Linked DNA regions of Homo sapiens: all the other regions are linked to region 3. Evidence: read pairs that join two places in POLR2A ChIA-PET (ENCODE). Cell type or tissue: CD4-positive, alpha-beta T cell. All regions are shown on one strand. Region 1 overlaps TIAM1 (TIAM Rac1 associated GEF 1). Region 2 overlaps TIAM1 (TIAM Rac1 associated GEF 1). Region 3 holds the start of TIAM1-AS1 (TIAM1 antisense RNA 1).

Evidence for each region. ChIA-PET counts read pairs that join two places held together with the same protein. Peaks named below come from ENCODE experiments on the same cell type or tissue, not always from the same donor. Only the 100,000 strongest peaks of a DNase experiment are listed, where the experiment ranks them.
Region 1: POLR2A ChIA-PET joins it to region 3 with 28 read pairs; 4 of 35 experiments call an interaction of 5 or more read pairs at or near these places.
Region 2: POLR2A ChIA-PET joins it to region 3 with 12 read pairs; 7 of 35 experiments call an interaction of 5 or more read pairs at or near these places.

Annotation. Positions count from the first base shown.
Region 1 is chr21:31,128,076-31,136,075 of GRCh38, reverse strand. It overlaps TIAM1 (TIAM Rac1 associated GEF 1), which reads left to right. Exons shown (of 28, transcript NM_001353694.2): 23 at 35-143; 24 at 5,128-5,186; 25 at 5,761-5,863. Among named protein-coding and RNA genes, the nearest start is that of KRTAP19-8, 94 kb to the right of the region's middle. RefSeq lists an enhancer at 2,933-2,982. In CD4-positive, alpha-beta T cell, no CTCF peak of the experiment used is centred here; a DNase peak (open chromatin) is centred at 3,045; H3K4me3 peaks cover 1,445 bases; H3K27ac peaks cover 400 bases.
Region 2 is chr21:31,155,177-31,163,176 of GRCh38, reverse strand. All of the region lies in intron 16 of TIAM1 (TIAM Rac1 associated GEF 1), which reads left to right. Among named protein-coding and RNA genes, the nearest start is that of KRTAP19-8, 120 kb to the right of the region's middle. RefSeq lists an enhancer at 3,974-4,503. In CD4-positive, alpha-beta T cell, no CTCF peak of the experiment used is centred here; DNase peaks (open chromatin) are centred at 1,794 and 3,786; H3K4me3 peaks cover 1,892 bases; H3K27ac peaks cover 3,415 bases.
Region 3 is chr21:31,555,501-31,563,500 of GRCh38, reverse strand. It overlaps TIAM1-AS1 (TIAM1 antisense RNA 1), which reads right to left and starts at 4,268. Exons shown (of 2, transcript NR_171013.1): 1 at 3,906-4,268; 2 at 3,014-3,484. It also overlaps a transcript of TIAM1 not described here. RefSeq lists a silencer at 3,920-4,549 and enhancers at 3,829-4,641, 5,455-6,268. In CD4-positive, alpha-beta T cell, no CTCF peak of the experiment used is centred here; DNase peaks (open chromatin) are centred at 4,010, 4,330, 4,750, 5,390 and 2 weaker places; H3K4me3 peaks cover 2,627 bases; H3K27me3 peaks cover 1,011 bases.

The DNA.
Region 1 (8,000 bases), 430 kb after region 3:
ACCCAGTAAGCTTTGTCACGTCTCTGGCTTTCAGGTTGCAGATCTGAGCATGGGAGACCTGCTTTTGCACACTACCGTGATCTGGCTGAACCCGCCGGCCTCGCTGGGCAAGTGGAAAAAGGAACCAGAGTTGGCAGCATTCGGTGTGTATCAGAAAAGCGTTTTATGGAGGGGGAAAAGTCTAGCTTAGTTTTCAAAACAAGAACATTTCTTTTTCAAGACCCAATTGATTAAAAATAAAGTTAATTGCAGTTACTTGAATCGGTCTTCCTGCCGTAGCCACCAACATCTCACAAACACTAAATGAAACCTTCGAGTTAAATTGCCCTATGTGGTCACTCAGCCACATGGGTGGGCGGAAATGGCTGTGCCCAAGTCTATCCCAGACATAAACACAGAGGCAGGAAAAGAATTTTTTTTTTTTTGGCTGCTGCTCTGCGTGTCTTTTCAAAATAATGGGTTAATTATAAACCAAGGAAAAATAAAGTGAAAAATCAAGACAAAATGGCCTCTGTTTCTGAGACCCCCCAGTCCTAGATCTTTTATTTGCTTCCTGACTTTGTTGCTGTTTGGTCTTAAGGCCAGGATTTAGGATGCTGGTTCTCAGCTGAGCTGTTGTGGCAACTCTGGAGTGCCTGGATCAGCTGTGAGGTGCATCCCAATCGCATTGCCACTCAATACTAGTGAAATTAGAGATGTTTGCGAATGACTTATTTTTTAATAAACCAGTTTAGATGGATGCAGTTGCTGCAATTAGAGATCTCATGTGATTGTATTGTAATATGCTTTTTGAGAGAGAGAAAAAACATGGGTTAGCATATAATTTAGGAAACATAGCTTGTTGTTGCAATGTAAATGCTTATTGGCATATTGCTGTGTTGTTCATGAATATAAAACTATCAACACTCCATGCTTTTGTTTTAGGTTGCGTTTTGTCCTAGCCTCTTGCTAAAAGACTCATGGGTAGGAACATAATATAATGGAAATCTGCCTTATTCTCTTGCCTTATATTATTTTTGTGGGCTTGCTGGGAACGGAGGTTGCTTTCTCCTTCTTAACTAAACTTTTTTTTTTCCTCCATGATGTGAACAAAGTATCCCCAAATGGAATGTCCTAGTGATTTTAAAATCAAAGTATTTAATGCAAAGATCCATTGGACTTTGTATTTCAATGACTTAGCCTTCATTGAAAAGTTACTAATATTCCCAAAATTTCCAAAGAGCCCCTGTAGCTGTTGAGGTCATTTCATTAAAAATAACAAAGGAGGCCAGGTGTGGTGGCTCACACCTGTAATCCCAGCACTTTGGGAGGCCAAGGTGGACGGATCACTTGAGGTCAGGAGTTCAAGACTAGCCTGGCTAATATGGTGAAACCCCGTCCTTACTAAAAATACAAAAATTAGCTGGATGTGGTGGCAGGTGCCTGTAATCCCAGCTACTTGGGAGGCTAAGGCAGGAGAATCGCTTGAACCCTGGAGGCAGAGGTTGTAGTGAGCTGAGATCGTTCCACTGGACTCCAGCCTGGGTGACAGAGCAAGACTCTGTCTCAAAAAAACAAAACAAAACAAATGTAAGTGCAGAGAAAGCATGTGACTAAATAGGCCATTCAAAGGAATATTGGGGGTATTTTAACAAGTTGTTAGTTTTTGATGGGGTAGGTGTTTTGGGGGAGGGGGGAAGTAGTATTTGCTTTCTTTTCAACATCACCACTTGTGTTTCTTCTATAGTGATTTCTTCTTGGAGGAGTCTGGGATCTCCTGGATGCTGCTTAATGGGTCATTCATGGGATGCAGGATATTGATGTAAATGACCCACACAGTGATGTGGGACTACAGACTAGCAGTCATAGAGGTCAACATTTAGATTTTTCATGGCTTTGCCCTCAGTTTTACAGATTCACTGTAGTTAGAAATCAAGAGATTTAGAATAAGAAAATAATTTAAGTAGGAGAAAATGGGTTGGCAAACTCTTTTCTGTTTCGTTTTGTTTTGTTTTTTTGGTTTTTCTGGGGGGATGGAGTCTCGCTGTGTTGCCAGGCTGGAGTGCAATGGTGCGTTCTCGGCTCACTGCAACCTCTGCCTCCCAGGTTCAAGCGATTGTCCTGTCTCAGTCTCCCGAGTAGCTGGGACTACAGGCACGCACCACCACGCCCAGCTAATTTTTGTGTTTTTAGTAGAGATGGAGTTTCACCATGTTGGCCAAGATGGTCTCAATCTCTTGACCTTGTAATCTGCCCGCCTCGGCCTCCCAAAGTGCTGGGATTACAGGTATGAGCCACCGCGCCCGACCCTCTTTTCTGTTAAAGGCTACATAGTACATTTTAGGCTTTGGGCCAAGAGGCCACATGCTTTGCCACTGGAGCCAGAAGCAGCCCTAGATAACATGTAAATGAATGAGATGGCTGGATCAGCAGCTGCACCACACAGGTGGCAGCAGGCCTGGGTCTGGCCTGAGGGCCCTTGTTTGCCAACCCATGGTGTAAGTGATTCAGGAAAATGCTGGTTTTGAGGTTGGGGATTTAGGTACCACTTTCTGCACAGGCTCCGATAGTGGACTCTACATTACTCTGTTCCCTGCCTCCTGGGCTGTTTATGAGAAGTCGGTGTGGGTGCTGTCTCCAGGAAGGCGGGCCCACAGCACCTGTCCCTGGTGTAAATGGAGACTGCATACTCCAGCTTCATGGGCATCACACTGTCAGCAAACTCAATAGGGGCTGTAGTTCATAAGAGAAAAACTGAAGGCTCTGAGGTACAAGACGTGTTTATCATTATTCAGAATCCTCTCCAGAGTAATAGGAAAGAGAAGGGGAAGGATTAAAATTGGGATTATGAACAAAGGCTGTAGTCATGATGAGCTTCTGTGGATTCCCAGCCGTTAAAGAGACAAGTTTGATGGTTTGGGTGTGATTTCAAGTAGCAAGGCAGAACTAGCAGAAAGGCTGAGCAAGGAGTTGAAATAAGGAAGAGGTGCTGTGAAGGAAGGATCATGGTTACCCTCAGTCGGCAGATTTGGGGTTAAAATGTGGTTGTCTTGTTTTGGTTTAAACCTCTAACCTCAGGAAATAGTGCAGCTTTCTTCTGAAACCGAAGTTGACTTGCTGCCAACGAAGCGCCTTGATGTTTCACAGGATGGCTCATGTGTACCAAATGTTGGTGATTGTTGCCTTAAACAGAAACAAACAAAAATAGAAATAGCCTTCTGCCTTGAAGGGTATTTGACATTCACGTTTTGGGGCACAGAGTGGATGCTTTAGGCTGGCAAAGGTAGCATGAGTTTTGGAGATCATCAAGGCCATGTCTGAAGGGATCGGGCAACACTGTGGAGTCACTTGAGTAACACTAGCTCCGAGGATTAGGGAAAGTTTAAGGGAGAGGCTGAGGTCCCGGTGCCAGGCTGAAGCTCACTTTCTGGCCCTCCTGCTGTGATCCACAATGGTTAAGATTGAGGGAAATCGAGGGAATCATAGCATTGAGCTGTGGTCCCAGTGGCATGGTGGCGCTTCTGAGATTAGAGTCATTGGGGTAGAGCTCTTTCATTTCTAAGAGGACCTAGCTGTCCCAGCCTCTCTGATTTCTGAAGGCTTCATAGTGGGAATAAAAGGCCTTCTCAGGTTGCTTGTGCTCAGCTGCTGTGAAGAGCTGGTGTGGCCTCCTCGGGTCAGTGTGAACCTTTGTGGGGAACCTGCCAGTCTGTGCTCTGGGAACCTTGAGGGGTCAGATGCTGTGAGGTGTGAAGGGCTATGGGCAGTCTAGACCGAGTGGCTGGAGTCAGTTTCTTTGCATCTCAGCGCTTATTTCCCTGCAGTGGAGATTAGCATGATCTTACACAAAGAGGAGACAAGACCGACCTGCCCTCCGTAGGATAGAAATTGAACCAGATACTTCCAGTTGGCCTCCAAAGGGCCTGTGAGCCTGGTGGCCCATCCCTGAGAATTCTCTGAATGTTTGTTCCTTTTGTAATTCTGTGTCTGGTGTACAAGGCTGTGCCTCCTTCAGCCGCTGTGTGACTGGGCTATTCCTTGGGGTCAGTATGAAGGGATAATGGAGACTATCTTAGTCCATTTGGGCTGCTATAACAAAATACCATAAAGTGGCCAGCTTCCAAACAACAGAGATTTATTTCTCACAGTTGTGGAGGCTGGAAGTCCAAGATCCTGCTTTCTCCTACTTCCTAGCTGTGGCTTCATATGGCGAAAGGGTCAAGGCATCTCTCTCAAGTCTCTTATAAGGACACTCATCCCATTCATGAGGACAGAGTCCTCAGGGCCTGATCACTTCTCAAAGGCCCACCTCCTGAAACCATCACAAGGGTGATTAGTTTCAAGGTATGAATTTTGGGGAAACACAAACATTTGGACCATAGCAGAGACGCTGACACAGAGAACAAAGGACAGGCAGGAGTCAGTCACCCTTCTATTCCTTCTGGGTGCCAACTCTACTTACCCTTCTAGGAAGAATCAGAATCACTGCAGGTTAAATGTGCTTGGCATTGCTTAACAAATTCTCTGGAAGATTATGCATAACTCCATTGTATCTCCCCACCCCCGAAAGAATATAAGAATGAAACTACATGTTTACCACTCCTAGAGAGCTTACCTGATTCAGTCATTCTGGAAGACATACAGTTGAATTCTATTTCATAAACTCATTTTTGTTTCTTTAGGTCAAAAGATGAGTTATATTTCCTAAATTATCACTGTCTATGTGCACTATTACCTTAATTTGCATAAATGTAAATCATCTTCAGCAATTGCATTGTTATTGTGAAAGACGTTTATATTATTCCTCCATCTACTGAATTAGTACATTTTTGTTGAATATGTATCAGCTGAAGTTTTAACCTTGAAATTGTATCATACCTAACATATTTTACGCAAAAGTTTTTTGGGCCATAGGTTAATTCCATTTATGTAGGCTTTCTATGTTTATTTTGAACCTGGAAACTTGTGTCTCAATAGGCTTTTGATTTTCACAGATGTGATGAATGAATGGAAGGTGGGTGGGAGTCAGTTAACTGGGATCTCAACGTCCTCTTCATAACTGTAGTGTTTATTACCACAAGTTGGTGATGTCAAGGGGAAAACCCTACACATGACATACCATAACTGTCTTTATTTTATTTTTTCCAGTCTTCAAAACTGCTGTGGTCCTTGTGTATAAAGATGGTTCCAAACAGAAGAAGAAACTTGTAAGACATCTTATGTTACCCCATGGTTTGAAACTATTTCTCTATCTGCTTATCAGTTATGCCTGCATAATTCTACCATTTTGTCAGTATGAGCCTTTTTATGATCTTTTTTCTTTCTTAAGCATTGCTAAGGATGCTTGAGATCACTCATCCTGCCATCTTTTCAGGCAGGCTTATGTTTAGAGCACAAACATGAATTGGTCTCATTTTTGTGAATTGGAACCAACTGGACTCAATTGGTGATTGGGTCTGCCATGGCCCAGAACCTTCCTAACGCTACTTTTCCCCTTCTCTGTTGCCCCTGTTCTTCTTTTGGGATCCTTTTTCTCCTCTTCTCTGTGTGTCTCTCTTCACTGCATTTGCTTAGCAAACTTCTTTGCACACCCTCCCCTCAACGTATTTATCACGCAGCCTCTCACTTCCTGCTGGATGGACAGGAGCTCATGGGGGTGAAGATCCTTTGGGCACGCCTAGAGTTACTGCGTGAGAGTCTGTCGCTGGTTTAGAAAATGCAGGGAACTGGTCCGGGGCAGGTTAGATTCTTCTTATGCAGCTGGTTCCTTCTCCTCTGCAGGTAGGATCTCACAGGCTTTCCATTTATGAGGACTGGGACCCCTTCAGATTTCGACACATGATCCCCACGGAAGCGCTGCAGGTTCGAGCTTTGGCGAGTGCAGGTAAACTCTCACCTGTGCTGGGTATTTCACACACATATTTCTGATGTGTGTAGGAATTATTTGTTTGAATCCACACTCTTGGTCTAACTCTTCTACCGTCTTTTTTTTTTTTTTTTCCCTATGCTTAACTCTCTTGTCTCTCGGTCTCTCTATTGCCTCTTATTTACCCAGCCATTGATTAAATATTGAATGAATGAATGAATGAACCAAGTGAATGAATGAACTGAGTGAATGGATGTGTAATGTCTTCAAAATTCCTGGAAAAGATTCTAGTTATTCTATTCTATAGATTAATACTATAGTGACTACCACCTGAGTACAGTGAGCCTGTGCTTCTTGAAAGAATCCTTGAGACTGAGCAAACAAAGCCCACATAAACTACTCACTTGCCTTTCAACTGAGAGATCCAAAAATACCACCAAAAGCACTAAAAAGCATTGACTACACATGTTTTTTCCCTAAAGTATTACAAATCTTTATCTTTGCTGTTAGTGTGAAGGCTTTTAAAATGTTGATTCTTTTTTACATTGATTTTAATTTTTTTAAAGATGGGGTCTCATTCCATTGCTCAGGCTGGAGAGCAGTGGTGCTATCATAGCTCACTGTAGCCTCAAATTTCTAGGCTCAAGCTATCTTTTCCAAGTACCTGGGACTACAGGCATGTGCCAGCACAACCAGCTAATTTTTTAAATATTTTGTAGAAATAGGGTTTTGCTATTTTGCCCAGGCTAGGCTTGAACTCCTGGGCTCAAGCAAGCCTCCCGCCTTGGCCTCCCAAAGTGTTGGGATTACAGACGTGAGCTGCCATGCCCAACCTGAAATGTTGATTCTTTTTCTGTGATCCACATAGCAGTGAAGTGAGTTGTTGGGTAGCTATAAGTATACTTCATAATATAATTAGACGATGCTTGAAACACATGAGTAGCAGGGGTACTGACTAAGAAAAGTGATATTTCTGTGACCCAGAAGCTCCCCATCCTGGGCCTAATTTGAAGCCAAGTTCTCAAGAGGAGGAATGGACTGTGTGGCTCTCCCAGGCACATCCTGGAATGAGCATCTCTGGAGAGTCAAATGGAAACTCTTTAGCCACATCTGTTCCCTGTCCCACTTGGACAGCAGGTGCAGCTTTGGTAAAGAAAAGCCTTGGTGGTAGAGACCTGCAGGTGCATGATCAAGAGAATTTCTATTTTATGCTTTTGGCATCTACAAGTTCCTACTATCCAATTTCTGTTTTTTAGCCTCCTTGTTTCCACTTGTCATAAGCAGTAAAACTGGATCTGATCCTCAGAAAACCAACCCACCCTAGTCCAACGTCATGAGGAGAACCCTCTTGCCATATTTTGCACACTTTGAGTTACTCTTCCAAATTAAATGAGGCATCTCTTCCTTCACAGTTTTTCTGCCTTACAGTAGGAAAACTCAAATGCAAAAACCATGTAGGGCAAATATATTTGGAATGATTATTTGTTTTAGAAGGTTTCTCTCTAAGCTTCCAGTAGAGATTTGCCGGATGCCCTTTTACTTATGATGTGATTTGCAAAATTGATTTATATATGAATTTGCAGGCACCTGTAAGTTGTGAGTCTAGGGCAGCAATACATAGCATTTTGAGGTTTGAGCACTTAAATACTAAAGTCTTACTTAGAATCGTAGGTTATGAATTATCTAGTTCCTTTGTTTCCTCATGCCAGGTTTACAAATGGGAAAGTTTATTTCTGTAGCAAACTGACAGCTTCTAAGCCAGGAATTTCGCCTGCGTTGAGGAGTAAACACATAAAAACTTCAAATTTTGAAGACAAAGCCATCTTTGTAATACGACATTCCATTCTCACTCTCTATTTTTCATTCAAGTCAAGTTTAAAACCATCAAGATAAAAGCTTATTTTAGTTGAGTTATAAAGGCTAGTCAAGATGTCTTTCATTATGAAATCCACTCTAGTGGATTTGAGAATCACAACGTGGAATTTCTAGGTTTTTATTTTAGTTTGGAAAGTTTGTACAATTTTTTGCAGATAGATTCTGGTTAGGGTTAAATCATGCAACCACAGTGAGGGTTTGTGACCAGGGTTCTGAACCACTGGATAAAAGTGAGACTTCACAATGTATGGCCTGAATGTCTGCAGTGAATTGTTCCTTT
Region 2 (8,000 bases), 400 kb after region 3:
CTGTATCTAAAACATTTATTTCTGAACACTTAAAAAGTATTGGATCCAAAATGATTAGGTCATTTTTACTTTACTTTGATAGGTCAGTGTTCTCATCTCCTTGTGGATTTTGAGAGAGATCGTTTCCATGTTAAATATAGTGAGTCATGAGGTCATAAACAGAGTCCTGTATAATATGAGGTTCTGGCAGTGGAGAGGACGGAAGAGGCTCCAGGGCTTTGCTGACTGGTCCCATGTGTCGCTCTGACTCCGTGGTTCTTTTTCCAGAGAACAAGGCTCTTGAACTTATCTGGAACATGAAGGGTCAAATATAGAAATAGATGGTGCTGTTCAAAGATTTTCTTGTAGAAATTCTTAGTGGGCTTTCTAAAAAGGGACAGAATTTTCTCAAAATTATTGACAAGCTACTCGGGAGGCTGAGGCAGGAGAATTGCTTGAACCTGGGAGACAGAGGTTGCAGTGAGTCAAGATCGCGCCACTGCACTCCAGCCTGGGAGACAGTGTGGGACTCCATCTCAAAAAAAAAAAAAAAAAGATTAAGAAGTTTGGGTGATGATTTGAATATATTTTAAAGATCATGCAGTAGACTGCATTCAAACCATAAGTTCGTATTTCATTCTGCTGGGTTGGATGTGGGGAGCACTGTGTAATTCTGTGTCCGAAATACTTCCTGGTTTTGCTTTGATTCAGACTTCATCTTCTCTATTTGAAATTTTGTCATGCAACTCAAATTAGTTAGCTAAAATAACCTTTGGTCAATTAAATTTCTCACTTAGGGTATTTGAACGCAAAAAGCTTAAATGAGCAGTTCTTGGTGGCTGGGTTCTACTGTGTGTTATTAATAGTAAATGAGAAGTAATACTTATTTAAGGTCTTGTATATATTAGGCACTGTTCCATATTAACTCATCTTAGCCTCACAACACTCTTGAGGGAGATACTATTATCTGCCCTATTTTATAGATGAGGGCACTGGAACAGAGAGGTTAAGCGACTTGCTGAAGGTCACACAGCTCTGTGATGACAAAACCAGGATGCAAACCTGGTTTGGCTCCAGGTCTTGTCTTGTTAGTGGCTATGTTAAAACTACCTTGTGTCCAGATTGTTAACATCTGGTTTTAAATACTGGGTTTCATAAAAAGAAGGAATTAATTTATTAGTGGTGCTGTAGGCCATTTATATATACAGCCATAAACCACTTAAATTTTTTCCTAATGCTTAATGTTTCTGTGTGTCTCTTTTTATGATTTAAAGTAAGAGCAAGAAAACACCTGAAGTTTCTTGATCAAGGCTAAATATTTTTTGATGCGTCTCCTATATAAGTGTGAAGCTTTTCTTGAGAATAAGCTGAAAATTAATTTTTCAATCGTTAGCTGTCTAAACTCGGAAGCATGATTTAGCCTTGTCTGAATGCACGAGGCTGAGTGTAGAGATGTAAATGTGTAAATAACTAAATAAACAGAAACAAATAATCACTTTTTATTCCAGCTGAATATGTTAGAGCTGTTGATTTTGTGTAATATTCTTGGTTTCTTTCTAAATGGACTGTTTTACATGATATCGGTCAGCATAAAGAAAAAGCATGTTGGAGTTCTGTATGTTTTGCACTTGTACTGAATAGCAGTTTTTGCTATGTGTGGCCTTTTAGAGTTGAGCAAGTAAATAATTGTATGCTTGTTGTTGAGCGTGGTGGTACTGGAATGTCACAGCCGCTGGGGAGGGGCAGGGGAATGTCACACTGCAGGGACAGTCTAGCAGCCTTTCTCTTTCTGAGCCGCCTCCTCTCTCCTGTGACTGTGGGTGACAACCTCAAAAAGCCTCATCATCACTGGCTACTTTTTTCTCTGCTTCTCATTGAAAACTCTTGTTTCTGGAGATGAATGCTAATTAGCTTCAGGGCAGTGCGGTCATGTGTCATGCATTCCAGGCCGCCTGGCAGCTGTGATTGTGTTTTCCATTTAGCAAATGTATTAGAATAATTTTCAGGACATTTCCATTAGGAATGACTTTTTCTTTCTCATCCATATTGTTTTTGTCTCAGAAATGTCTGCTTTTATAACAAAGCATGAGTGGAAAAATGTGAAATTATCAACTGTTAAACACACACACACACACACACACACACACACACACACACACACAACTTTTCTTAGTTGCCTGCTCTTGACTCAGTGTGGAATACCTTGAAAGTTGTCGGAGCCGGGCAGGTTTAATATTCCTGAGCAGTGCAGGATGCTGGCCAATCAGCTGATCTCAGGCTGCAGGGCAGAGACGCTTACATCCCGGGGAGGCATTTTGTGCTTTGTTTTCTTGCCAGTTTCAGCTCTCCCTTTCTGGAACTTTTGTTGTTTAGCCAGGTGAAATCAAAGCCTGAGTTCTGGTCCACAGTTTAGCCTTTGACAGCTTCCCAGAGGGCACTGGTGGGAAGCGAGTGCAGCTCCGGGGTCTCACCGTCGCTGTCCTTGCTGCGTTGAGACGTGGCCGTAGATTTTCATGGGAAAACCAGCATGGGACGTCCATATGAGAGGATGCTCTCTTCAGAGCTAGGAGGCGTTTGGTGCTCTGGGAATATTTTAAGAAACTTCTGTCTCCGTGCTGAACACGTCAGGTGGTAGAATTAATTACCATGAGAATACATTCCTGATGATGTCTGCACTGTGGAAAATAAAGCGCAAGCCCAGGATTGAAAACAATGACAAGTCCGGTGACTCTATGTATCGAACACTTCATCTGGTGAGCGCCTTTGCTGTTTGAATCCTATCTTGCTAGGTTTGATTGTGTTATGACTTTCTAGCTCAGTTGTTTTTCAATCCGAATGACAGTGATTACACCTTTCCCATTTCCCCGTATTCTGTCCTTTTACCCTCTGGATACCCTTGTTCATAAAGTCTGTATTGTGGCTTTTGGTGGGGGACGTGGGGAGGTTCAGAGTTGGTATGGAGTTGAATTTGCCTAGCATCTTTACATTTTTCTACTCTTTTATACTTAAATGGCAGAAAGATGTAATCTGCATTTTTTTGTTTAATTAATGGTCAGTTGCATTTTTTGCCTTTGTTTTGGTTATTGAGATTTTGATTGTGTTTTGTGTTACGTGCATGGTGAGAATCTCCCATCCCCCCTCAGAACGGGCTGTCCGAGTGATCGGCAGGGAGGTCTGGAAATAGGATGTTCAACTTGTTTCCTTTTATAAGGCTTGAGGTGTTTTTGACTTTATTTCTGCTTCCTTGAGAAGGAGATAGATATAGAAGGGTTGGCTCAGGGGACGTGTTACTGGTTTGACAGCAACTGACCTATTTGAACAGGTCTATTCCTACAGTAAATATTCACTCTCCAATGAGGAAGTGTAGTGGGGTAATGGCAAGAAATAATTTAGCAAAATCAGATTCAACCTTTTAATAGTTTATTATTAATAGCTCAGTCTGTCGACTATTAGATGTTGTGTCATTTAATCAAACTTAAACTTCTACAGTGCGTACACCTGATTTGCTCAAATAAGCCTTCTTCCTTCTTGGATATTTCTTCTTTGAAGTTTGTTCAAGAGGAAACTGAAAAGGTGATCGAGAACTGTAGGGATTACCATTGTACATAGTGTCTCTGAAATTATGGAGCGCATTGTCCCCAAAAAAAGCTTAAGTAAAGGCTATAAGATTTTAGGCCACTCTGGCCCCTTTTAAATCTGTGGGATGTGTTAAATCGGTCAGACTCAAAGAACAGTTTTAGAACTGTGAACTCATCTAGAGTTAGAAATTGCCTTTGGTGGTTGCATAACAGGAAGAGCTTAAACAGCTGGGTGGCTTGAGTTGATAGTGTGTACTTAAAAGTCTACCCCCTCTTTTTGTACTTTCTTTTCATCTTCCACAGGAGGAAAGCAGCATTATAAACATTGAGCATCACGCTGGTCTCAGTAAAGTGGCCCATTTCCTCTTGCCATTGTCCTCTCCTTGTCTGTATGTTGGTTGGATAATTCTTAGTCCTGACAGTGGAAAAGCTCTGCTACCCTTTAACAGTTTTAAACTCTCAAAATGCCTGTAAGTACTTTTTTGGTTTCCAGGGTGACTGATTACAGTCCTCAAGTAGGGGAGAGGTTTTTACTTTCCCCACTGGAGAAACCTGGTCTGCCTTCCCCTTGCTGGAGTCCTAAGCTGCTTGTCCCACATCCAGGATACTTGGCTTTTGGGAGCGTGTTGAGAAGCTCCCATTGAGGCGACCTTTCTTGGCACTTGTGGCTACAGCGCTTGGTGTGGGAATGACTAGGATGCCATCTGTAACACTCAGTGGTGGAGCGGGGCAAAGCCTTGAACCCAACTCCTCCTATATTCCACATCATGGCTAAGCTGCGTGGAGAAGGGCCTGATGGATTTTGATGTAAAGAAGTTTGGCCACAGTAAAGAGGGAGGGGGATTTAAAAGCTGAGCCCCACAGTATGGAAAAATCTCTAGCTTAGAGGTATTCTAAAGAAAACCTGCATTTCATAATTCCTTCCAAAAAAAATTTGGGGGGGTGTTATTTTAATAAAACAGAATTTTCAAACTTGATGACATCCTTTTAATTTGTTTCCAAGCAAATTTTAAGAGGCTTGTATATAACACCGCTTAACAACATGTATGTGCATTATAACTTGTAATGATGCATATGGTACCTTTTTATTCTTTATTCAAATAACGTGCAGTTGACAGTAAAGAGATTACATCCATCTGGACTCAGTTCCTTGTGCTACACCTGAGGGTTGGTGCCTTGATTCATTGAGTAGGGTTGCCGGTGGGGAAACTGCTTTGCCCCTTGCTCAACTTGAGAGACCACTCAGCTAAGTCTATCCTAGGCCTAGGTCGTACCTAATAAGGAAGGGATACTTAAGGCTGTGAAATGTCCAAAGAGGACCCAAGGGAATTTTAGCTGTCCCCTGAGATGCTAAAGGTGTTTCCTAATATAAGCCAGAACTTATCTCTGGCTGTCTGAGGGTGAGGTTGGGCCTAGGAGACAGCTGAATTTAGAGGACTGAAGCCCTAGCCTGCATCCTACTAACCTGAGCTCACCCCACAGGCCTGCTTCAAACTAAGGATGCCAAACCTCAGGCGTGGTAAACTTACATAGACCAAGTCAGAAACCCTGTTCACACTCTTAAAAATGGAATTCTCAAAGTATTTATGGTAGAACAGATGGAATGAAAACCCAGAGGTAGTGAGGTGTGAATTGGAAGCACAAAGGAATGTGTTAGGTTCCTTTGTCTTTTGGAATTTCCTGCCTTTGATATGTGTCAGATCCCCATGTTTGCCTTTCGTGAATCACGATTTCACACAGTTTGCCTAAATGATAAAAGGTGTGCTCTGCCTCTGTGGCAGTTCCTCAGATAACGTTTTGTTCAACATCATTTCATCATAACGTTTATGTGAAAAAAATTGATTTCTAGCCAGGACCACTGTCTGCGTGGAATTTGCATGTTAAATCCAGGTCTTCGTGGGTTTTCTCTGGGTACTCGGGTTTGCTCTCACAGCCCAAAAACGCGCACATGGGATGAATTGGCATGTCTCAGTGGTCCCTGAGTGAGTGTGTATGTGTGTGCACCCTGTGATGGAATGGCATTCTATTCAGGGTTGGTTTCTGCCTTGCACCCTGAGCTGTCAAGATAGGCTCCAGTCACCCATGATCCTGAGCTGGAATAAGTGGGTTGGAAAATGAGTGAATAAGTGAATACAAATCATTATAAAATAAAAACTTGTAAAGTATACAATCATACAAATGCATAGCAGGAAACTATGCAGTACAAAAGTATTCAGAGATCCTGCCAAAGTTGTTCTTGCTAGTTTTTGAACTGCATGATGGTAGGAGGTGCCCCTTAACAATTTTTGCTTTGCAAACATTTATTGCTTGACTTAACACACTACCGCTATGACCACCGTCACTCACCAGTTCACCAAAAGCTGGGTAAATAGTTCTCTTAACTTGTTTTTATTTATCTTACTTAAATGGATATCTGGCTTACATTTATTTCAGTGTTTAATATTAGAAGTCTTTTGGTCTTTATTTAGAAGCGTGGTGATTTTTTCTTTGACCAGAAATGTGCTGTAGGAACTTAACTTGTTTGTATCAATTAGCCTACAGTAAAAATGGTTTCTTTATGCCGTTTAGCTTAAAGTCAGTTTCCAAGAACCTATAAACCATGTTAAGTGAGGACTCACTGTAATAGACTGCAGTGAAGAATATATTTGCTATGAGCAGTAGCTTTCCTATTAATTCTGTGAAAAACAGACAGCTGTGGTTACTGTTGGAAGCTTTAGAAAAGGATGGTATAAAGCGAGGTGCCAATTATACATTTGTTGTGTTAGGTGCCTTTGCCAGGTACCAAATCAAAGCAACCAAGGAGAGTTTGGGATAAGACAGGGACAGGGCACAGTTAGTTGTCAGCTGTTATCACTGTCTGTCCATGGATTTTCATTTTGGCAAGGGTTTGCTTTCTTTCTCATTATGACTGTGTTATAATGAGTTTTCTATTACAGTTATCACTGGATCATCTAAAAGACACATGAAGATTTTTTGCTAAAATGGATGTATTTGTTCCTTTGTAATTTTTAAGACAAAGCCCTACTTGACTGTATATTTAATGATGATTTTGAGTTAGTGAAATTCTAGCTAACTAAATAAAATTGTTTAGTTTATTTCTACTGAAACAAGCTTTGATGAAAAACACAGTTTTTCTTTTCTAACAGCCTTGTTGAGATATAATTTACATACCATAGAGCTGAGCCCATTTTGGTCAATTTTTCCAGTCAGTCACCTAAGGGAAAATTGTTTGTGGGGTTACTCAGTGTCAGAAACATGCATTTCCACAGAAAACATTGAATAGTGCCACTGACAGGTGACTGACACCTTCTGGCATATAAGACCAGGGTTAGTGCTAGCAATGAATAAGCTGTGGTAATTGTAAGAGAATTAGAATAATAATTATGTGGATGTGGGTCCTGGCTCTCCTCTGTCCTGTCATGCCACTGCAGCTAATGCATCCTTCTTAGGTTCTGATTTTCCCTGTCCTTGCCTCATCTTTATTCCAGACTTCCTTCCCTTTTGGATATGCTAATGAGGGAAAGGCTCTTCAGTGTTGGCTGCCTTCCTCTGTGTTTAAAACTCCTCCATGGCATACACTTGATTTTAGCTTTTCTGACCTACACAAAACAGCAGCCTTGACTTTTAGCTCTGTGCACCAACGATTGTTTTTGGGAGGGTATTCTCATGTTCTTGCTAGGTAGGTGGATGATAGAAGAAGTTATTCTTTATTTGCACCGGTATTTACTGGAAATGCTTTGTGCCTAGAGTTGAATTAGACAATAGAAGCAGAGAGAGAAGCGTGAGAAGGACAGCCACTAGCTTCAAGAAAATTTCCGGGGCCGGGCGCGGTGGCTCACGCCTGTAATCCCAGCACTTTGGGAGGCCAAGGCGGGTGGATCACAAGGTCAGATTGAGACCATCCTGGCCAACATGTTGAAATCCCGTCTCTCCTAAAAATACAAAAAAATAGCCGGGCGTGGTGGCGGGCGCCTGTAGTCCCAGCTGCTCGGGAGGCTGAGGCAGGAGAATGGCGTGAACCCGGAAGGTGGAGCTTGCTGTGAGCTGAGATCGCACCACTGCACTCCAGCCTGGGTGACAGAGCGAGACTCCGTCTCAAAAAAAAAAAAAGTAAGAAAATTTCCATCAAACATTCATTGAGTGGTGCTTTGGAACAAATATTAGTGAATTAAATTTTGTGCTACTACATAGCCTCTAGAGCAATTACACAGAGAGCTTTAAAACATATTGATATCTGCATATCCCACCCCAGAGATTCTGATGAAATTGATCTCTGGTGTGCATGGGCATCGGGAGGTTGAAAAGCTCCCCAGTGATTCTCATAAGCAGCCAAGTTGGAAAACTACTGGTCTCATGGGTTTTTACAGCAGCCCTTGCTTTGGAGAACTGTTTGTGTAACTGGAAGAGTTGGAATTTTAGAATCCTGGAATCCTACGTTTCAAA
Region 3 (8,000 bases):
CAATAACCAGTGGGGAAGAAAATGTTGACTCTTAGTTGCAGCTAGGGTCATGTACTAGAAATGTAACTTGTGCTCATTCTCCTGCCCTAAACCTTGATTCTGCCTTTGACCACCCCATTTTTTCCTTTAATGCCAATTCCATGTTCTCTTTAGATGTCAACAGTGCCCTCAGGAGATAAGATGTCAGAATACTCGGCCAGATGGCATTTGTCTGTATTTTAATCAAAATGCCCCATTCTCTTTGCCAGTGTGAAGTAGCGATGTACCGTGTAGGGCGGAGACAAGAAACAGCACTGAAGCCTGCAGTAGCTTTTTAGGTTTGCGAGGTCAAGAAAGATACCCAGGCCAGGTGCGGTGGCTCACACCTGTAATCCCAGCACTCTGGGAGGCCAAGGTGGGCAGATCACAAGGTCAGGAGTTCGAGACCAGCCTGGCCAACATGGTGAAACCCCGTCTCTACTAAAGATACAAAAAATTAGCCAGGCCTGGTGGCACGCGCCTGTAATACCAGCTACTCGGGAGGCTGAGGCAGGAGAATTGCTTGAACTCGGGAGGTGGAGGTTGTGGTGAGCTGAGATTGTGCCATTGCACTCCAGCCTGGGCGACAGGGTAAGACTCCGTCTCAAAAAATAAATAAATAAATAAATAAATACAATAAAAATAAAGGTACCCAAAGGCTGGATTGGCTTAATTCTGTCAACTTCAGTGGCAGAACCCAGCACCATGATTGTGGGAACAAAGCCTCCCACAGTCAGCTGTGAGCAGATTCTGAGAGCCAAAGTACTGACATGTTGAAGTAAGTGGGGTTCAGGGAGAAAGTGAATGAGAGAAAGGGCCCAAACAGTGGTTCCCTATGTATCTATCTCCCCTATGGGCAGTGAGTATTTCTCCTGCATTGTCTCATCCAGGTTTTTCTTTCTTTCTTTTTTTTTTTTTTGAGACAGTCTCACTCTGTTGCCCAGGTTGGAGTGCCGTGGCTGGATCTCGGCTCACTGCATCTGCTGCCTCCAGCCTCCCGAGTAGCTGGGATTACAGGTATGCACCATCACGCCTGGCTAATTTTTGTATTTTTAGTAGAGAAGGGATTTCACCATGTTGGCCAGGCTTATCTCTAACTCCTGGCCTCAAGTGATCCACATGCCTTGGCCTCAAAAAGTGCTGAGATTACAGGGGTGAGCCACCACACCCGGCCTCATCCAGGTTTTTCAACCATTTAATGGAATGTTATTATCCTGTTTTTCACTAACTTAGCTGAACCCGATCACCAACTTTGATGAGTTTGTACCATATGCTACGCGTGACCTCTTTTTAACTGTCTCCGTATCCTTACGGGTTAGGTGTTACTACCCTTATTTCAGAGATCAATAAACTGAGGCTTAAGAAAGATTAAGTAACCTTCTCAAGGCTACAGAGCTGGTAGGTGGTAGAGCTGAGATTCAACCCAGCCAACCTACCGCCAGGATTCTGCATCTCAAAGTGCTTTTCAGACGTCTTAGGCACAAGGCAATCAGATGGCTGCTGTGATGATTCATCTGAGGTTCTCCTTACAATAATGTCACCTCCTTAACAGGAGACCCTAAGGCAGCAGCCCTCAGATGAGGCAGGGAAGAGAGATCCCATTACTCACCTTCAGGGAAGCCTCTAGTAACCCGCCACTCACTCATGAGGACTCCCTACCCATCACACACATGTCCAGTGGAAGCTGTTTATTTATTCAGTAAACATTATTAAATGCTACTATGTGCCAGGTACTCTTCTAAACACATTTTTTTTTTAAATTGTTGTTTTTTATTTATTTTTTTTTTGGAGACGGAGTCTCGTTCTGTTGCCCAGGCTGGAGTGCAGTGGCGCAATCTCGGCTTACTGCAACCACTGCCTTCTGGGTTCAAGCAATTCTCCTGCCCTCAGCCTCCTGAGTAGCTGGGACCACAGGAGTACACCGCCATGCCCGGCTAATTTTTTGTATTTTTAGTAGAGACGGGGTTTCACCGTGTTGCCCAGGCTGGTCTCAAACTCCTGAGCTCAGGCAATCTGCCCATCTTGGCCTCCCAAAGTGCTAGGATTACAGGAGTGAGCCACCGCGCCTGGCCAGCACATTGTTAATATTAACTCATTCATCCTCGTACCAACTGTATGTGGTATGAAGCACTATTGTTATCTCATTTATATAAATGGGGAAACCGAGGCACGGAGGCCTGAAGTAACTTGCCCTAGGTAACAGCTAGAAAGGAACCGGGCCTGAAATTAGGCAGCCTCACTCCAGGGTCTGTTCTTTTAAGGATGGCCAGATGTACTTCTAAACTTCCTTAGGGAAAAACCCTCTACTCATTTTCAAATATATGTATTTCCCCTAGATGGTGGCTTGTAACAGGTAAAGAAATGGCTCTTTGTCCTGGGATGAAAAGCTTCTCAAGGGAATTATTCTCCATTCCAAGCTGTTGGCTGAAACGAGGCTGGTTTTGGAAGGGGTGTCTTTGGAAAATCTCTCAAACTTGACTCAAAAACCTCCCTGTAATACTGATCATGGAACCTGGTGGACGCATCCGTTCAAGAGCTACCATGCTACCCATTCTTCTCAAACTGATGTTTTAGAAGCACTTCAAATCCTTAAAGCTCTTGCCTATAATTATAGCTCCTCTATAATTCATGGATTCCATGTTTTTTCAGTGCCCCAAATGTGCCAAACACTGTGCTAGGACTGGGATCCAGCAGGGAAGATAGATAAGATTCCGGCTTCCATGGAAGGCTGCAGTGCAACAGGCAACTTCAGCCCCGTGTCATACAGGCCTGTGAGGGGAGCACAGGGGGTGGAAGCACTGGAAGTGGAAATGTGGCATCTAACCTTGACAGGGTACAGGAGGCTTCCCGGGGTCTGTAAGAGCAGTAGTTCAGCAATGCCTACTGCATGGATGCCTTGGCGGCCAAGCTGGGATCTGAAGAAGGGTAGGAATTAGTGAAGTGAAGGGAGGGGCTGGGGGTTGACGTGTTCTGGGGAAAGAAAAGAGACCCAGAGTTGGGAGCGCAAAATGAGATTTTTCTGCTTAGAAGGATCATTCTGCAAAGTGGAGAACAGATTTCAGGGGGCAAGGCCTGGGACAGAAGGACGATGGGAGCCCTTTACTGAGGTCCAGGTGAGACAGGATGGGAGGAATGGGTTTGGGAGGTTAACAAAAATGGATGGGAGAGGGTTAAGAAGAAGGAGGAATCAGGGATGACTTTCAATTTTCCGGTTTAGGTTTATCTTCCACAGCGTGGGCAATTCTTTTTGTTTTCAACAAGATCACCCCGGGAGCGCAGACCTTCCCAGCTCCCGGGGCGAACACGTGTGTATGGAATCAAGGTGTAAGGAACATACATCCCAGCCTTTGTTGTAAATGGGGAAGTCTAGAGCTCTTCAGGAGAGGAGGAAGCTCCGGCCTCGTGTAGGGAAAGGTTTCGCTCGAGGCTGTACCGCCAGCGTCTCCGTTTCCGCGTTCTCCACAACCTTGCGAGAGGTAAACTGCAACTGTAGTTTCCGGATTTTACAGAGGAGCCCAGGAGGTCTGCGTGAACCCTGCCCGAGTCACTTACTCTGCCCAGCAGGTAAGCGTAAGGCCCAAACCCCACGCTGTTATTCCAAGTTCGCTTGCTGGGCACGGTAAGTGAACCCTGGGAGTCCTGGACTCTGGTGAAGGCCACCATGCCCTACCTGGAGGCTGCTCAGGGTCTAACATCCTCTAGCATCCACGGGAAGGGATTGCGTTAGGATTTTTTTCTCTCGTAAAAAAGTTCCTGTCTCCCCCTAGAGCCAGGCACACGCCTCCCGCGCCAGACCACTTGTCCCAGGCACAACATTTTTTGACTCTTCGCCTCCCCCGTTTCGATCCCCCTTCCTCTCCGCCTTAGGTGGCAGGAAAATCCTTTACCTCCGACCAATCCCACCGATGCCGAGCCGCGCGCGCGCGCCAACTAGAGCTCCGTCTGTGCACGCCATTGGCCACCTCCACCTATGCGAGATGACAGGCAGCTTCGCGGACCTATCGCCGAGGGAGGCAGAGGCCTCCGGCCCTCCCAAAGCTGCTTTGTTAGGGGCTCCCTGGTCGTCCCCCGGCCCGCCGCGCCTCCGCTGCCTGCGGGCGATCTCCCCGGGCCGCGCTGACGGAGCCTCGCAGGAAGGCATCTCTGGAGCGCGCGCCGCCCGCGCCCCTCCAGCCGCGCGCTCCGAGCCTGGCTGCGGCGCGGATACCCGGCGTGCGCCCATAGTCGCTCTACAGCCCAACTCCGAACGCCCCGCTCCTGCATCCACCGCCTCGGATTGGCTGGCCGGAGGCGGAGCGATTGTCAGGCGGCCCAATCGGAGCTCGGTTTCCCACGGGCTCCCGCGGCCCGGCCCCCGAGGCCGCAGGCGGAGGGGCCCTGACAGCTCCGATTGGCAGACCACGAGCGGGTTCGAGCGCGGCCGGCAGAGCAGCGCCGCCGCCGTCGGGCGCGCAGCTCTGCAGCTCCGCGGACGCCTTGGCGCCCGCAGCCCCAGGGGCACGGCTGCCCCGCATCGTGCCCGGCCCCGTCGCGGAGATCCCGGACGACCGTCGCGGGTGAGTACCGCGGGCCTGGGGTGCGCGGGCGTCCGGCCGGAGCCGCCCCGGGAGACGGCGGCGAGGATGCCCGGAGCCTCGGTGCCCGTGCCGGGCACGTTCTGACCCCCGTCTCCCGCACACTGGGGCTCCCGGCGGGTCCTAGCTCCCCCCGATCGGGCTTTCCACGTATTGTTTTCGTGTTCACACACTTGGGAGGTGGGGAGATGCGGGGAGGAGAGGCAGGAGGAGGCATCCCTCGCGCGAAGGAGGGAGACGAGACCGTGCAGCCCAGGTGCCTTCGCTGGATGGAAATGACAGCGTCCGGACGTCGGCATTCGGTCCTCTCGGCAGCAGGAGGTCAGCGCTGACCTGCGGCGGCCGCGGCACTTTGTATTTTATCGGCTGATTTTTGTCAACTTCGGGGAGGGCGTGCTTGTGCATCCTTGTGTCTATGTTTGCGTCTCGGTCCCTGACTTAGGCACCTCCGGGCCTGGCTTTTCGGCGACGCGTCCTGGGCGCTCACCTTGGCGATCCGTGCCGCCCTCGGGGCCGGGCTCACCGGGCGGAAAGCCCGGGGGCCGGCGCACGGAGCTGGGGACCCGCGACGAACCCCCGGAGGGGGGCATTAAAAGCGGAATCCTGCGGGTGCGCAGACAATGCCTCATCCGGGCGGTCGGGTCCCGGGGACTGTGCCCTGGGTCCCCGCGCCCTATCCCGTCCCCGCCTCGCCCTCTCACCAGCTCTGCCGCTGCGATGCTGCTGCGCCGCGCCCCTCGCCACCCGGCTGGGGACCCGCGTGGGGCCCGCTTTTGTTTACAGACCTCGCCATTGGGCGAGAGCAGCGCGCCGTGCGCCCCCCAGCCCCGGCGGCTGCCGCTTGCCCCCTCGAAACCTGGAGAAGTTGTTGCGCGCTGTCAGGTGACGCCCCCTCCCCCCGGCCGCGGGGCGGGATGCTGCAGGGGAAAGATGCCGTCTCGGCGCCTTCGCGCCCAGCCCCCGCCGCGCACGGCGCCTCTAGGTCCCCTGCACCCGGGGGCGCCCGTGTCCCAGCCTGGGGTCCAGGCTGGCGGCCCTCGGGGCGCCGACTCGGCCACACTCACCCGGTTCCAGTCGTCGCGTCTCCTGGTCTTGCCCCCGGGTCAGCCCTGGTTGACTCGGAGCCTGCCTTTTCCCGCGCGCTGGCAGGTCTTGAAGGACGTGCGCGAGCCCTTGGGGACACTGTGCAGTCTGTGCCCGCCTCGGTGACACCCGCGCGGCCCCGCAGGGCAGCTGTGCCGCATCCCGAGTCAGAGCCGTCCGGATCGGGTTACCCATGCACGCTGACTTGGCGCATACTTTGAGTTGGAGCAGAGGTTTAGAGCCTGTGCGCTGAGGTCAAACAAACCCGGGTTCCAGTACCTGCTCGGTGTCACTCACAAGCTGGGTGATCCCGGCCGAGCTATTCTATCTTCCTGTGTCTCAGTTTGCGCATCTGTAAAGTGGGGATAAGGAATAACCTCTAGGGGGGCGGGGCTTAAACGACCATATAGATTAACCTCAAAGCACAGTGACAGCCACGTATGAAATATTAGAGTCCTGTTGATTCTGTGTTAGAGGAAATCTGTAATAGAGGATGGCCCCTTGTCGCTTTCCTTTTCTGCGTTCTTCACTCCCCCAGCCCCAATTTCTTTTTATTATAAAAGGCATGAAGGACTGCTGTTCTCAGCTTCAAACAGGACTTGTTTTACTTGGCCTTAGGTTTAATTAGATTTATCTAATCGCTTGCAGCCCTTTTAAAAATGTGTTTGAATTTCCATTAGGTTTTAGTTGTTTCTTCTTTCTTCTTCAAGATTCTGCTGGGACCCAGACCTGGGTTTGGAGAAGGAAAAACCCTTCCAGGTGGAAAGCAGTTGCCAGTGAACCAAGGACTGCTGTGGAAAGTGATTAAGTCCAGGAAGGAGGGAGGTTTGAACAAAGAGATGTCTGGAGGTTAGGAGGGAACACTTTCTAGGAGAGATGAAATTTAAGCTATGCCTTGTAGCTGAAGAAGTTTGGTAAATTGTTGGTTTCCAGCATATGCTTTTTTGTATCTCAAGGTAAAAAGCTGGGCTAGGGAGGGTGGATGCCTTTGCGTGGTAAACACCGACGTTGCTAAGTAATTATCTTTGAATAGAGGAGAAATAAAACTTAAGGAAGAGGCTGTTGACTAAGCAGGGAAGGTAGAAGAGAATCAATTTCATTGAATATCTTCAAAATGTTGTGAATGTGTTTTGAGTTGTTTTTCCTCCACTAGCTCTGCACTGCTACTTTTCTTTAGGCAAAAAGAGAAATCAGTTTCATATAGAAATAAACAACACAAAATAATAACAGTCCATAATCAGATCAGATGATCTCAGGCTTAACGACAAAGATTTTATTGAAAAAAAAAAACTTCCTGTTTTAACACCCTTTTGCCTGTTGGAATAAATTATTGGGTCCAACAACACATTCTTTGAATGTAGGCCCCAGGGGCCTTTGCCAGCCAAAACAGGCAAACAAACAAACATAAACTCGACTTGTAGGCTGTCCAGTGGTTGGAGAAGCCCTCAGGATTGCGCTCTGTCTCTTCCGTTCCCCTGGGCCTGCCTCAGTTACCCCGAGTGGAATCTGACTCCCGTGAACCCCTATTCGGCTGTTGATGTGGAACGCGGCCAGTAGCATTGTTGCTAGATGTCAATTAATAAATATGATAACCTATTTAAAGTTGAACTCTCAGAAATGATTCTCATCCTTCTTGTACTTGTTCTGGGAATTCTCGCGCCCTTAGGGATGCTGAAGGCCTCTTTCCCCCCTGCTGTTGTGTGGGGATCAAATCAGTTGGGGGCCTAGACTTAAAAGGGAGCACGTGGTTAGGAAATCTCATTAGCTGACAATTTAACTCCACTCTAATGCTCGTCCAAAGAGCCCGGACAAAGACTTCCTCTCCTTTCCCTTTGCAGTTCTTTCTCCTTGCTCCTCTCTTCTCCCCTCCCCCTCTAAACCAGAAAGGAAAAGCAGCGTTGGGCCTGTCTCCTTCCCCCCAGATTCCTGCAGTTCTAGTGTGCCGACTGAAACCCTGGAGCCCTGAGCAGGAATTCCTTGGGAGAGTTTGCTGAGGGCCTACTAGGTGCATGTATTAACACTTCTGCGATTTCTGCAAGGATCATACTGTCTAAAGGAGAAACACGTTTTGTGAGACAACACTTTCATAGATGTGCAGTAGAAGCCTCTGGTTTTTCCAAATGAGGAAGGCAGGTGAGAGCATGGGAACCACATCAAAGCCTTGCCTAGAAATCTGTGCCGGGAGAGGGGGCTTCTGTCTGCTTGAGGAGGGCAGAGGAGTGGGAGTGAGAAGCCAGGAAGAAAATTCTGTTCCTCTGGGCCAGGTTACAGATTCTCATGAAAGTGCTGAACACCACGGACTCAGGCTCGTGGTTAAGAAAGAGC